Regions from separate parts of the Homo sapiens genome. Here region 1 is linked to region 2. The links are chromatin loops, found by intact Hi-C in ENCODE. Cell type or tissue: heart left ventricle. All regions are shown on one strand. Links, peaks and the distances in the headings refer to the core of each region. The heading gives the core; the rest is flanking DNA. Region 1 overlaps DNER (delta/notch like EGF repeat containing). Region 2 has its middle 26 kb from the start of PID1.

Evidence for each region. Peaks named below come from ENCODE experiments on the same cell type or tissue, not always from the same donor. Only the 100,000 strongest peaks of a DNase experiment are listed, where the experiment ranks them.
Region 1: it touches region 2 in a loop (8-fold over the local background); 1 of 110 quality-filtered maps calls a loop at or near these places.

Annotation. Positions count from the first base shown.
Region 1 is chr2:229,355,459-229,358,376 of GRCh38, reverse strand. DNER (delta/notch like EGF repeat containing) reads left to right here. Exons shown (of 13, transcript NM_139072.4): 13 at 1-748. Among named protein-coding and RNA genes, the nearest start is that of PID1, 86 kb to the right of the region's middle. In heart left ventricle, for the core only: no CTCF peak of the experiment used is centred there; no DNase peak of the experiment used is centred there.
Region 2 is chr2:229,295,429-229,298,346 of GRCh38, reverse strand. No RefSeq gene overlaps it. Among named protein-coding and RNA genes, the nearest start is that of PID1, 26 kb to the right of the region's middle. In heart left ventricle, for the core only: no CTCF peak of the experiment used is centred there; no DNase peak of the experiment used is centred there; H3K27ac peaks cover 649 bases.

The sequences.
Region 1 (2,918 bases), core at 302-2,801, 60 kb before region 2:
TAAAAACAAAATTTGTGAAACCTATAGACGATGTTTTAATGTACCTTCAGCTCTCTAAACTGTGTGCTTCTACTAGTGTGTGCTCTTTTCACTGTAGACACTATCACGAGACCCAGATTAATTTCTGTGGTTGTTACAGAATAAGTCTAATCAAGGAGAAGTTTCTGTTTGACGTTTGAGTGCCGGCTTTCTGAGTAGAGTTAGGAAAACCACGTAACGTAGCATATGATGTATAATAGAGTATACCCGTTACTTAAAAAGAAGTCTGAAATGTTCGTTTTGTGGAAAAGAAACTAGTTAAATTTACTATTCCTAACCCGAATGAAATTAGCCTTTGCCTTATTCTGTGCATGGGTAAGTAACTTATTTCTGCACTGTTTTGTTGAACTTTGTGGAAACATTCTTTCGAGTTTGTTTTTGTCATTTTCGTAACAGTCGTCGAACTAGGCCTCAAAAACATACGTAACGAAAAGGCCTAGCGAGGCAAATTCTGATTGATTTGAATCTATATTTTTCTTTAAAAAGTCAAGGGTTCTATATTGTGAGTAAATTAAATTTACATTTGAGTTGTTTGTTGCTAAGAGGTAGTAAATGTAAGAGAGTACTGGTTCCTTCAGTAGTGAGTATTTCTCATAGTGCAGCTTTATTTATCTCCAGGATGTTTTTGTGGCTGTATTTGATTGATATGTGCTTCTTCTGATTCTTGCTAATTTCCAACCATATTGAATAAATGTGATCAAGTCAAGGATGCAGTTGTCTCTTTTGTTCTTTGAAAACTATATATAAAAAGTTTTGGATGTGATATTGTTTGCCAAACAATCCCATGGTTGATACCATATTAAATAACCTGAGGAGTGCACCTCTGTGGCTGCCGGAGCCCCCTCCTTTGCCTCTGCAAGGCTTTCTGACCTCCTAATTGTCAGTAAGCTCACCCTAGCTGCTTGTCAGTGTGAAGTGTGGAAAAAAAATAAGAATTCTTATCTGAAGTTTTATATCCGAATTTGCCAGTGAAATGCAGCACAAGTGAACGGTGGGCACACTGGAATCCGGAGATGCTTCCAGGCATTGAGGGCAGGCACCTGTGGCCTCAAGAAATACCTTGCGTGCTGCTATCCTGTGGAGGCGCTGCTATCCTGTGGAGGCTAAATGAAATTGCCTTAGCAAATAGCTCCATGGTTCTTAGAAACTTGAAGGCCGTTTAGAGCCACCCTATATTCAGTTCCATTTTGTATCCAAATGCTGCTCTGAAGTCCCAGAGTTATTTTTAAAAATGCATTTTTAACTGTACACAGGAACGTCAGGTAAGGCCAAGAGGAGTCCTGGAACCAGGTGTGAGGGAGAGTTTTAAGCAAAAAGAATTATTTAAGGTTCTTTTCCTTCCCGCTCTACCCTCAAAACATCTGTTCCTAATCCTACAAATGACACAGCAGTACACCCACATTCTGATTATTAAATGATACAGTGCAATACATTAATATTTTCAGTTAAGTGGAAGTAAGGTAAGTACAAAATATTAACTTGGTTGGTTAAACAGTCATGGGAACATGCAGCAGAGTGTTGTGCAGACATACTTACTCCCATCTTCCTATAAAAGACCCTTTGGTTGTGTGTTGCTCAGACACTTCTTGATCGATGATAGGAGAGGGCCATGAAAAGGTGTGAGTTGTACTCCATTTGCCTCTTGACCCCCACGAGCACCTGGACATTGTCTGAGCCTCCGTGTCTTTTTTGCTTATTGGTCTTCATTTGCAAGCTGCTTCAATCACACCCTCTGAAATCATTTTCAATCTCCCAAAGTCTTAAATTCATTATATGCGATGTCTCTTAAAGGACTTGTTTAAAAAACTAAAGTCTTTTATCAATCACAGTTTGTCCCTTGAAAGCCAATTAATGGAGCTTGCAAATTCAGATCTTGGGCAGAGCCTTCTGACCATCTGAGAGTGGCCACCAAATATATCTAAAGACATTTGCTCATTCATTTGGACATTCAATGATAAGAATTCATCTCATCGAGCACTTATTCTTTGTCAGGCAGATGCTGACCGACAAGAGCCCTACCAGAGGATCCTGCCTCCCGAGCTTATAGCTTGTTTTGAACCAGACCTTCATCTAACAAACAAATAAATATAGAATTACACTTCATAGAGCACCATGAAGGAAAGGTAAACTCCACTATAGGGCAGCTTATTTGTAGCAGAGTAGATTAAAACCTTACTTCAATTGTTTACTTGGTAATGACTTTGGACAAGTAGCTCTCTGGGTCTAAGCTTCAAAATTTGAAAAATGGGGATCATGATAGGGCCTCCCTTGAAGAATCGTTGTGAGCATTGGATGCCAGACTGTGTGTGTATCACTTAGCCTCCCTCCAGCGCCCACCAAGATTCAGCACGTTAGCTATTGTTGTTGTTGCTGCTGTTCTTGTTTTACATTCAGACATGATCACAAAGTAGGATAGTACCCTCGCTTTTATGATTAATGATTGGGATCTGCAGTTAGTACATTGTGATATGTGTGAGGAATAGTCCTTCTAGAGCAGGGAGCACATTCTCTAAGGGTGTCAAAACTCCACCGTCTCAAGTTGTTACTTTGCACTAGCTGTGAAAATAGTACTTGATAAGCCAGAGTTAACTACTACTCCAGAATTCTTGAACTGATGGTGGTCTTATAACTCAGTGTAGCCATAATTAGTTCTCTAATATGTGAGTCTTCACAAGCCAAAGCAACTACATGTAATGACAGGGATCCCTGCCATCTAGAAATGGTACAGCAGTGTCTCCAGCTCATTCGGGAGTTTTTTTCAAAGCTTTTTACTCTTGCCACAAAATGACACATGCAGATAAGTTATTTCCAAGTGGTCTTAACCGTTGAGTTGGCCTCTTTGACCAAAGTCTCCACTTAGCACAGTGGGGCCTGGGCCT
Region 2 (2,918 bases), core at 166-2,665:
TCTTCTAACTTCAGGGTCTGCCAGATAGCAAAAGGAGTCCATAAGCTACTTTCAGTTTTTCTAAGAATTTAGTAGAAACCATATATTTTCCTATGATAAGATCATGCAAGCTAACCATATTAAGCTTATTTGCCTTTGGTAAGTATTTTGTCAGCTTTGTGTGCCAACCTTGTCCATCTTTTGCTGATTGGAAGCTCTGATTAGCAGTTATATAAGTCTTTGAATAAAAAAAAATGAGAAAACCTGTGAATTATTATTTTATAAGCAATTCTTTTGTTGAAAAATATTTTCAAAAAGTATTCCTCAGGAAACATGCATAATAAAAAATGCCTTTGAAAAGGACTATTGGGAAGCAATATCATCATTCTTCTTACTTTTATTGATAGGGAAATTGAGGCCTGAGGGTTAAGACAGCCCCGCCAGGAGTTTCAGATCTCTCTTACCTCAACATTTATTTAATCCTTCTTGATGCCTCAGATTTTTTTGTTGAGCTGTTTGAAAACATATCTTCCCAACAATTTTAATTTCATATGAGGAAGGTATATTTTACAGATTCTGTCCCTGGGATCTGCTGCTTTTAGTTTCCCAGTGAATCAAAGGTAATGCAAACCCTTTTATTTTTGGCACAACAAGACAGGTGATTACAGGATACCTGATTACATAGAACTGTGATTATGTAGTTGAGGTGACAACCAAAGAAAGCCCACAGTTGTTTGCTGGAACTTGGCAGAATGTCCATTAAAAAATCATCACCAAGGCTCCGTCTGAACACCTTGGTATGCTTGTCCCTCTCTCATGTTCTCACGTCATTATCATGGTCTTGCTGCAATGGCTCTCTGTTAGCTCCACCGCTTCCTTTGGAGAACGTAGGACTTGAAACCACAGGGGAGGACTCGACAGAGAAAGCAGAGCCTGTTTGCTAACACTTCAGTCTGGGCAGAGAAGCCTCCACTCACTTTTAAACGTTCATTTAACCAGTATTTCTCCAGAAGAGTGAAGGAAAATATTGAAGAGAGAATACATTCTTATTAAAGGAAGCAAATTGCTGTTATTTGAATCAAAGGAAGGAACACAGCCAGCCTGCATTTCAACAAGACAGACCTCATGTAAATTGCAGCTAATTCTAGAAAATGGAATGTAGAATGTAGTAGATACATTACTGGTGTCTGCAGTGAAAGACTGACACATGTGAAATACTGACCTTTTGGAAAATGACATAGAGATGCAAAAATATTAAGAGTTTGTTTTTCAAGTTATTTGCTTCTATTTTGGTTGAAATAAGATTAAGGCCTGTGGCATGAAACAAAGATTTGGGAAAAGTTGAAGTAAGTGAAATATTATGGAAGTATAAAATTTAGATGTGGCATTCTTTTTCAAAAGAGAACATACATTAGCAATGTCACCTCCAGAACTCAGTATATGGAAATTTAAATAACAGGAGCACACAAAGAAATTTTCTATGAGGAAAATATTTTATCAGCCCCTCTTCTTTTGCTCTGCCAGTATGCAATGAAATAAAGAGAGTCTGCTTTTCCAGCTGGCTCACCATAATCATACCCCGTGCCCCAAGCCATGGTCACGTTTTAGCCAAGTCTTGTGACATCAGTGGGGATTTGGCCAGGATGGAGCTTTATGTCTTCTTTTCTTACTTGGCTTTTTCACTTGGAATAGGAAGTTAACTTTTACAAGTAATTGTTAGACCAAATGTAGGCAAGTCGAGGACAGCCAGCTTCATCTGCTCATTGACAAATCAATGGGGGAAATCCTTCCAAGATGCACTGCAAAGCTACCCTGCCCAACTGTGATTGAAGGAATCAGTGTTCCTCCTCCCCAACGCATGCCACCCAAAAGGTGCCTGACAAGAATAAAGGCAGAGGGTTGATCTGCCCTTGTTCTATCTTATGATGCCCCAAAGATGGTCTTCGGTCTTTAACAAAATTGGAGCTTGCTACCTTTTCTTTTAGCAACCATACCATTTTCTGCACTTTAAAAGCTATAGACAGAGTCCTATTTTTTTCTTTTAAGAAAATGCATATGATTCTATCTGGAGAGACTATATGAAAGAACTCATTGTTAATGTTTGACTATTTTGAAATTTTGTGGTCAGGCACAGTGGCTTATTGCTGTAATCTCAGTGCCTTGGGAGGCTGAAGTGGGAAGGATCACTTGAGCCCAGGAGTTTGAGAGCAGCCTGGGAAACAGTGAAACCCTGCATCTACAAAACTAAAATTAAAAGATAAGTTGGTGTGGTGGCACACACCTGTAGTCCTAGCTCCTCAGGGGGCTGAGGGAGGAGGATCCCTTTAGCCCAGGAATTTGAGGCTGCAGTGAGCATCACTGCACTCCAGCCTGGGTGACAGAGTGAGACCCTGTCTCAAAAAAATAAAAATAAAAACATAAAAAAATTTGTGTTGTGGGCCTTCCTGGAGCAGATGCTGGTATACAGAGTCCCAGAGTTTCATCCTCCAGACTGTGGAGACCTGTTTAAGGGCTCGTGATCTTAGTTCTTTTTGCAAAGGACGTTCAGAAGAATGCAGATATTCTTGCACTCTGCAATGGCTGGCTAGATACAGCCTGTAGTGCCCAGATTCAAATCTTCTCTGGGTGACCAAAACTTAGCCCTAGTGTCTTAGAGAAGCAGCAGGTGCTTTTCAAGAGGCAGTGTGCTCAATGGTGAAGAGCACAGGCTTCAAAGACAGAGAGTTGTGAATCTAGTTACTTGTGAATCTAACAATGTAACCCTCAGTAGATTATGTTATAATAAAAATTGTTAACATTTATTTAGCATTTTTATGCCTTTCTATGCACTAGTTGTGTGTGTGTGTGTGTTAAATATAATTTCATTTATCCTCACAATATCGCTAAAAGGTACAAAATACTATAACCTCCTTTATGTAAATTATGCAATGGGTTCAGAG